2 separate regions of the Homo sapiens genome follow, and region 1 is linked to region 2. The links are chromatin loops, found by intact Hi-C in ENCODE. Cell type or tissue: mesothelial cell of epicardium. All regions are shown on one strand. Links, peaks and the distances in the headings refer to the core of each region. The heading gives the core; the rest is flanking DNA. Region 1 has its middle 24 kb from the start of LINC03088. Region 2 overlaps RNFT2 (ring finger protein, transmembrane 2).

Region 1 (4,388 bases), core at 228-4,227, 120 kb after region 2:
GCTTTATGATTGACACTGGATAACAGCTATTTCAAGTAGGACAATATTCTGCAAATCCATTGGTATTGTCTATCCTGACTCTTGCTGTTGATTATTGAGTCAATGGCTCCTGTTGGCTTCAGGGATCTTAGCGTGTTGATTGGGACCTGGTTGAGTCATGACAAAGTGATAAATTGCATGCTTATTTCCTCTTGTGATTCTGTGGCTCTTTGGAAAGGACTAACCTTCTGGTGTGCCCAATAAAATCCTCTTTGATGTGCCAAATATGGACCTTTGAACTTTTAAGGAATTTTAAGTGGGGAAAATTAGTATCTGCCCATATTGAAGCAAGCACAGCCTTCGTATTTTTTCCTCATTGTGGACATTAGCGGCAGGAAACGCTCTTGATTCTTGGCCATATCATTTCTCTCCCCCGTCTAATCATTTAGCTCTCACATTCTGAAACGGGCATAAATTGCCCCTTGTTAAGTACAATAAACTAAAATGTGAATGCATGTGAGACGTACAATGACTTTGAAAGAGAAAGCCAATAGGAACCAGTTCCCATTGCCAAGGTCAAGTCAGAAGTGGCTAGACATTTCTTTCTTTCTTTTAATACTGTTGGAATGCAGTAGATCTCAGCGGGTCTGAAGACAGCATTTTCCAGTGTGAGATCCTGGGACACCAGTTTCCTAAGATGAATAATAGGCATTAAGTGGAAAGAGTTCTGTCGTCATGTAGGGTTTGCCATTCAAGTGAATTATAAACCTCAGGGGAGATGTTCTGTTGGGATTTCTAAGGGGAGATGTTCTGTTGGGATTTCTAAGGGGAGATGTTCTGTTGGGATTTCCAAACTTACTTAGAGGTTGAACACTCATTCGGGTTTTCCATTTATGAAGGGCTGTGTTGAAAGAATTCTTTGACTTGAGAAAGTAGGCATATGTCTGTTGGCACATTTGTGGCACCAATCCACAAAGGGACACATCTCCACATTTGAGTCACAAGTACACATCTTTGGGTCAGTCAGGTGCGGTGGCTCACGTCTGTAACCCCAGCACTTTGGAGGCTGAGGCAGGCGAATCACCTGAGGTCAGGAGTTCAAGACCAGCCTGGCCAACATGGTGAAACCCCGTCTCTACTAAAAATACAAAAATTAGCCAGGTGTGGTAGTGCATGCCTGTAATCCCAGCTACTTGGGAGGCTGAGGCAGGAGAATTGCTTGAACCCAGGAGGTGGAGGGTGTAGTGAGCCGAGATTGCGCCTCTGCATTCCAGACTTCAGGCTGGGTGACAGAGTGAGACCCTGTCTCAAAAAAAAAAAAAAAGTAGGATTATTTGCTAATCCCTTTATAGCCTATCAATACTATTCTCAATCTGAAGCCCTAGAAGTGGCCTCAGATACTTCAGTAACAAGTTTATATCTAGTAAATGGATAAAAGGAGGAAATTGATATTTCTTAATTATCCCCCACGGGATGGGTGCATTGTGTATTGTATCCTATTTAAACTTCACAATAACCCTGCTGAAGCGAGTGTTATTACCTTCAGTTCATAAACAAGGACACTGCAGCTCAGAAAGGCTAAGCAGTTTGCCTAAGGTCACACAGCTTGTACATGTTCTTGAATCCAGCATCATCTGACTCCAAAGCCCCTCCTCTTTCTCATATACCATGCTGTCTCTCCTCCTTTCTTGCTAATGTGTTTTAGTTTATGCTATGAATGAGTAATCTAAAAGCTGGGTGTAGATCAAACATTTTAAATTGAATTGTATTTTCCAATTTTTCAGCATTATGATTTCAGAGATGCTTCATCCTTATTCCAAAATCATCTTTAACTGGATGGGTGTGGTGGTTCATGCCTATAATCCCAGCATTTTGGGAGGCCGAGGTGGGTGGACCACTTGATGTCAGGAGTTTGAGACCAGCCTGGCCAACGTGGTGAAACGTCATCTCTATTAAAAATACAAAAATCAGCCGGGCATGGTGGCGAGTGCCTGTAATTCCAGCTACTCAGGAGGCTGAGGAAGGAGAATTGCTTGAACCTGGGAGGTGGAGGTTGCAGTCAACCAAGATGGCACTACTGCACTCCAGCCTGGGAGACAGAGCGAGACTCCATATTTAAAAAAAAAAAAAGACAAAAAATAGTCATCCTCAACTGACAGTGGTTTTGGATGCTTGAGTTCTCCATCGCCCCACCTCTTCCCTATTCTCTATGAAGTGATGAATAATCTGAAAGCAAAATTTTGCAATGCACTGGGAAAAACGAACTCTGATTTCATTTATTTTCCAATTTCTATGCTTCCTCAAAGGAAGTGTGTCTTTTCATTTATCTGCATAATTCTGGAGAGCTTTAGAGCCAGACGGGCTCCGGCTCAAATCACTTGACCTTTGGCTAGTGATTTCATTTCTGTTTCCTGGGCCTGTAAAATGGGAACGACAGAACTCTTGGAGGCCAATTAAGGACCATGAATTTAAAGCACTTACATAGGAGTACTCTGTAATTGTTAACTTCTCTTTGACTTTAGTATTGGGGATTAAGTAATATTGGCCAATAAGATAAAAAACAAAAACAAGAATTGTCAGGGACACCATTTAAGGACTCTGAAAAGAGTTACAAAGAAACTAGCCAGCCAAGGTGGTTCACACCTGTAATCTCCGCACTTTGTGAGGCAAGGTGGGAGGATCGCTTGAGCTCAGGAGTTCAAGACCAGCTTGGGCAACATGGTGAAACCCCACCTCTACAAAAAAAAAAAAAAAAAAATTAGCCAGGCATGGTGGCACGTGCCTGTAGTCTCAGCTACTCCAGAGGCTGAGGTGGGAGCATTGCTTGAGCCCAGGAGTTTGAGGCTGCAGTGGCCATGATCACACCACTGCACGGCAGCCTGAGCAACAGAGTGAGACCCTGTCTCAACAAAAAAAAAAAAAAAGAAAAAAAGAAAAAGGAAACTAGCACCTGTCTTCTCATTGTCCTTATCAGTTTTGCTGCTCGTTTCTTTATGGCCAGTCAGTACCAATTCAGAGTACACTTGAAAATTCAAGTAAACACGAACATACATTAATATTAACTGAAGAACAAATATTTGTGGAACTCCCTTGGCCCTTCATGTTTACTTTTGCTCTGAGAAACATAGTTAGCAGAAGTAACATCAAACAAAAAAGACTATTCCCATCATCTAGGGAAAGTTATACCCCCAGCTTGCCACCATAGGCCCTCAGCTACTCACTATCCTAAATTGAGCAAGAGACACTGGCATTTAACCACAAGGTATTTTTACCTAAACATGTGTCATTTCAAAATGCTCTTCTCTTGGTATTCCCAGACCTAACTAGCGCAGCGCCTTACCCATAGTAAGGCCATTTTGTTGAATTAATGAATATTTACAGAAACATGCTCACTCCTAGTTCCCTCCATATTTAACTCCAAACGAGATGAGCAGGTTTCGTTTTGCGTCCAAAAATAGTTCGGCTCCTAGAAAATATTTTCCCAAGGAGCATGGTGGAAGATGAAGTAGCTTGACTTTGCTCAAAATAAAGCTATGCCAATATTTGTTACCCAGACTCACCAGCTCTGACCTTCAGCTGTTTGAGACAGGCGTTCATGGCTCAGTGGATAGGGCGGCAGGGTGTCTAGCTTTTGCTGAAATCTTAAATTGATTCTAGACCCTTACACAGACACACACACACACCTCAATAGTTCTCTCCTTCAGAATCATCAGTTAACCCATGTCACTCATATCTCCTAATGTAGGGTAAATAAAGAACATTTTTGATTGGGGACAGTGGCTCACACCTGTGATCCCAGCACTTTGAGAGGCTAAAGTGGGAGGATCAGTTGAGTCCAGGAATTTGAGACCAGCCTGGACAACATAGAGAGATCCCATCTCTACATAAAATTTAAAAACTAGCCAGGCAAGATGGTACACACCTGTGGTCCCAGTTAGCTACTTGGGAGGCTGAGGTGGGAGGATCGCTTGAACCCGGGAGGTCAAGGCTGCATTGAGGTATGATTGCTCCACTGCACTCCAGCCTGGGTGACAGAGCGAGACCCTGTTTTGAAACAAACAAACAAAAAGGAATTCTTTCCATTCTGTTCATGGATCCAGTACCCACTGTGTACACACTTCACAACCCACTACACTTGGCTTCTCAAAGTTTCTTCCCTGTGTCTCCCAGTCATTGACCAAGTCCAACTTCACTTTGTTCACACTGAAGCCGCAAGCTTCTCTAATCTTGCATTCTCTTGCTTTTATGAGTTATCTGGCATGCATCCCCTGGATCGTATAGATTAACCCCATTTACAGCAAATTCTGCTCAGAGCCCTGGTGAGGCAAGGCCTGGCCACTGAACTGCACAGTCTTGGAGAGAGTGCTTTGCATAAAGCCCATTAAGAAGGTGACAGCTGAGCCTCCTTC
Region 2 (4,388 bases), core at 276-4,275:
AGAGGCGGCACCTGAGGCTGAGATCACCAAGGTAACCTAATTGAGGGTCTGCAGGTGGGTGGAGGAGCAGGGATTTGAACCTGGAATGAGCACGGGCTCAACTACCCAGGTGCAAATCATGATGCCATCACTTGCACTGGCTGTGTGACCTCAGGTAAGGAACTTAGTGTCTCTGAGCCACTGTTTCCTCAGTGGGAAAATGACAGAAAAATGATTTTGTTTCCCTCCCAGGTTGCTGGGATGAACCTGCTGAGATGAGCAATGGGCTCAGTACTGTGCCGGGCACGCAGTTAGTGCTCAGCAGACACAGAGGACATGCAGGAGGATGGTGGTGAAGCTCTATGTCCACCCAGCAGCATAAGAGGAATGGCCATAAGCATGAAGGTGGAATGAAAGTAACCTAATGGGGCCAGGCATGGTGGCTCACGCCTGTAAACCCAGCACTTTTGGAGGCCAAGGTGTGCGGATTACCGGAGGTCAGGAGTTTGAGACCAGCCTGGCCAACATGGTGAAACCCCGTCTCTACTAAAAATACAAAATTAGCTAGGCGTGGTGGTGTGTGTCTGTAGTCCCAGCTACTGGGGAGACTGAGGCAGAGGAATTGCTTGAACCTGGGAGGCAGAGGTTACAGTGCGCCAAGATCATGCCACTGCACTCCAGTCTGGGCAACAGAGCAAGATTCCGTCTCAAAAAGAAAAAAACAAAAAATGAAAGTGAGCTAATGAGCTGAATGTCTGCGGCGTAAAGGGACTGGGCTAGGTGTACGTGGAGGAGATGCTGCTGTTGGAGGGGAGAAAGAAGGAACATTCAGGGATCTACCCAGGGGTGATAGACCGAAGAATGGCCTCCCTAGGAGGCTGAGGTCAGAGGATTGCTTGAATCCGGGAGTTGGAGGCTACAATGAGCTATGGTCATGCCACTGCACTGCAGCCTGGACAACAGAGCAAGACTCTGTCTCTAAAAATTATGAAATAAAAGAAGAGGTTTTGGTGAGATCATGGCGGATGGGAGGCAGGACTAGATTGCAGCTCCAGAGAGAGCAGCGGGCGGCAGCTCGCATTGTGAATTTTAGCACCAGATTGACTGCAAGGACAAACCAGCAATCCCGAGAGGACCCACAGACTCTCTGAAGGAAACGGACTGCTCCTGCAGGACCCAGGAGAGCCCCCCAAAACTGCGAATGCCCCAACTGCGGAAGTGGGAAAGGGAGACCCTCCTCTCCCGAACACTCACCCTCACGGGGGAAGCTGAAGGTCTGTTTGCAGGAGAAGTTTCCAACTTTATCTGGCGCTGAGTCAATTTGGAAAGCCAAGCAAAATACAGGCGTAGAGGAAGCAGCAGCAAGGCCCTGGGAGCTCACTGGGTCCCCCAGCAGCCCATTCCTGTCTGGCACCACGGGGATCCAATGGGTAGGAGCAAGGGCTAAAACTCCACAGGGAGAAGCAAATCTCTAGCTGAACTGTGTAACAATTTGAACAGGGTAAGAAGCCTCCTGGCCAGAACTCAGGGGAGGGTGCAAATCCAGTGTGCAGACTCCACAGCGGCGGCACGAACTAAACCCTCTTCTTTGGCAGCTGGGAGGCGGATAGTCTGGGGCAGGTTTTCAAGCCCCTATCGCTCTCCACCTGGAAATGGTCTGGGGGCTGTTGTGGTGGGCATGGTGGGAGTGAGACCGGCCCTTCGTTTTGCAGGGGAGCTGGGTGAGGCCTGTGACTGCCAGCTTTCCCCCACTTCCCTGACAACCTGCATGACTCAGCAGAAGCAACCATAATCCTCCTTGGTACACAACACCAGTGACCTGGGAATGTCATCTACTTAACCCATAGCAAGACCCGCCCAAGGAGAGTGAGAGGTCAGAAACGCCTAGCCTCACCCCAACCCGATGGTCCTTCCCTCCTACCCACCCTGGTAGCGGAAGACAAAGGCCATAGAAACTCGAGAGTTCTAGAGCTCCACGGGTTCCTCGCCACGCTACCACAGCTGATGCTCTCTGGAAAGCGCCACCTCCTGGCAGGAGGCCAACCAGCACAAAAATAGCGCATTAAACCACCAAAGCTAAGAACCCTCACGGAGTCCATTGCACCCTCCACCACCTCCATGGCAACAGGCACTGGTATCCATGGCTGAGAGACCCATAGACAGTTCACATCACAGGACTCTGTGCAGACAACCCCCAGTACCAGCCTGGAGCCAGGTAGACTCGCTGGGTGGCTAGACCCAGAAGACAGACAACAATCACTGCAGTTTGGCTCACAGGAAGCCACATCCATAGGAAAAGGGGGAAGAGTACCAAAAAGAGGGAAAACCCCCTGGGACAAAAGAATCTGAACAACAGCCTTCAGCCCTAGACCTTCCGTCTGACGGAGTCTACCCAAATGAGAAGGAACCAGAAAACCATCCCTGGTAATATGACAAAACAAGGCTCTTCAACACTCCCCCAAAATCACACTAGTTCACCAGCAATGGATCTAAACCAAGAAGAAATCCCTGATTTACCTGAAAAAGAATTCAGAAAGTTAGTTATTAAGCTAATCAGGGAGGGACCAGAGAAAGGCAAAGCCCAGTGCAACGAATTCCAAAATATGATACAAGAAGTGAAGGGAGAAATATTCAAGGAAATAGATAGCTTAAAGAAAAAACTATTAAAAATTCAGGAAACTTTGGACACATTTTTAGAAATGCGAAATGCTCTGGAAAGTCTCGGCAATAGAATTGAACAAGTAGAAGAAAGAAATTCAGAGCTCGAAGACAAGGTCTTTGAATTAACCCAATCCAACAAAGACAAAGAAAAGGGAATAAGAAAATATGAACAAAGCCTCCAAGAAGTCTGGGATTATGTTAAATGACCAAACCTAAGAATAATCAGTGTTCCTGAAGAAGAGAATTCTGAAAGCTTGGAAAACATATTTGGGGGAATAATCGAGGAAAACGTCCCCGGCCTTGCTAGAGACCTAGACATCCAAATACAAGAAGCACAAAGAACACCCGGGAAATTCATCGCAAAAAGGTCTTTGCCTAGGCACACTGTCATCAGGTTATCCAAAGTTAAAACGAAGGAAACAATCTTAAGAGCTGTGAGACAGAAGCACCAGCTAACCTATAAAGGAAAACCCATCAGATTAACAGCAGATTTCTCAGCAGAAACCCTACAAGCTAGAAGGGATTGGGGCCCTATCTTCAGCCTCCTCAAACAAAACAATGATTAGCCAAGAATTTTGTATCCAGTGAAACTAACAATCATATATGAAGGAAAGATACAGTATTTTCAGACAAACAAATGCTAAGAGAATTCACCCATTACCAAGAATTTGCCATTACCAAGTCACCACTATAAGAACTGCTAAAAGGAGCTCTAAATCTTGAAACAAATCCTGGAAACACATCACAACAGACCCTCTTTAAAGCATAAATCACACAGGACCATAAAACAAAAATACAAGTTAAAAAGCAAAAACAAAAAATGAAAAAACCAAAGTACACAGGCAACAAAGAGCATGATGAATGCAATGGTACCTCACATTTCAATACTAACATTGAATGTAAGTGGCCTAAATGCTCCACTTAAAAGACACAGAATCACAGAATAGATAAGAACTCACCAACCAACCATCTGCTGCCTTCAGGTGACTCACCTAACACATAAGGACTCACATAAACTTAAAGGGGTGGAAAAAGGCATTTCATGCAAATGGACACCAAAAGCAAGCAGGGGTAGCTATTCTTATATCAGACAAAACAAACTTTAAAGCAACAGTGGTTAAAAGAGACAAAGAGGGACATTATATAATGGTAAAAGGCCTTGTCCAACAGGAAAATATCACAATTCTAAATATATATGCACCTAACACTGGAGCTCCCACATTTATAAAACAATGACTAACAGACCTAAGAAATGAGATTGACAGCAACATAGTAATAGTAGGGGACTTCAGTATTCCACTGGCAGCACTAGACAGGTCATCAAGACAGAAAGTCAACAAAGAAACAATGGATTTAAACTATACCTTGGAACAAATGGATTTAACAGATACATACAGAACATTTCATCTGACAACCGCAGAATACACATTCTATTCAACAGCGCATGGAACTTTCTCCAAGATAGACTATATGATAGGCCACAAAACGAGCCTCAATAAATTTAAGAAAATTGAAATTATATCAAGTACTCTCTCAGACCACGGCAGAATAAAACTGGAAATCAACTCCCAAAGGAACCTTCAAAACCATGCAAACACATGGAAATTAAATAACCTGCTCCTGAATGAGCATTGGATCAAAAATGACATCAAGATGGAAATTAAAAAATTCTTCAAACTGAATGACAATAATGACACAACCTATCAAAACCTCTGGGATATGGCAAAGGTGGTGCTAATAGGAAAGCT

Evidence for each region. Hi-C counts contacts between places; a loop is a spot of excess contacts. Peaks named below come from ENCODE experiments on the same cell type or tissue, not always from the same donor. Only the 100,000 strongest peaks of a DNase experiment are listed, where the experiment ranks them.
Region 1: a loop joins it to region 2, with 19 times the contacts of the local background. A loop is called at or near these places in 1 of 110 quality-filtered maps.

Annotation. Positions count from the first base shown.
Region 1 is chr12:116,635,769-116,640,156 of GRCh38, reverse strand. No RefSeq gene overlaps it. Among named protein-coding and RNA genes, the nearest start is that of LINC03088, 24 kb to the left of the region's middle. In mesothelial cell of epicardium, for the core only: no CTCF peak of the experiment used is centred there; no DNase peak of the experiment used is centred there.
Region 2 is chr12:116,757,467-116,761,854 of GRCh38, reverse strand. All of the region lies in intron 5 of RNFT2 (ring finger protein, transmembrane 2), which reads right to left. Among named protein-coding and RNA genes, the nearest start is that of RNFT2, 21 kb to the right of the region's middle. RefSeq lists enhancers at 925-2,124, 1,650-2,234. In mesothelial cell of epicardium, for the core only: no CTCF peak of the experiment used is centred there; DNase peaks (open chromatin) are centred at 1,320 and 1,983.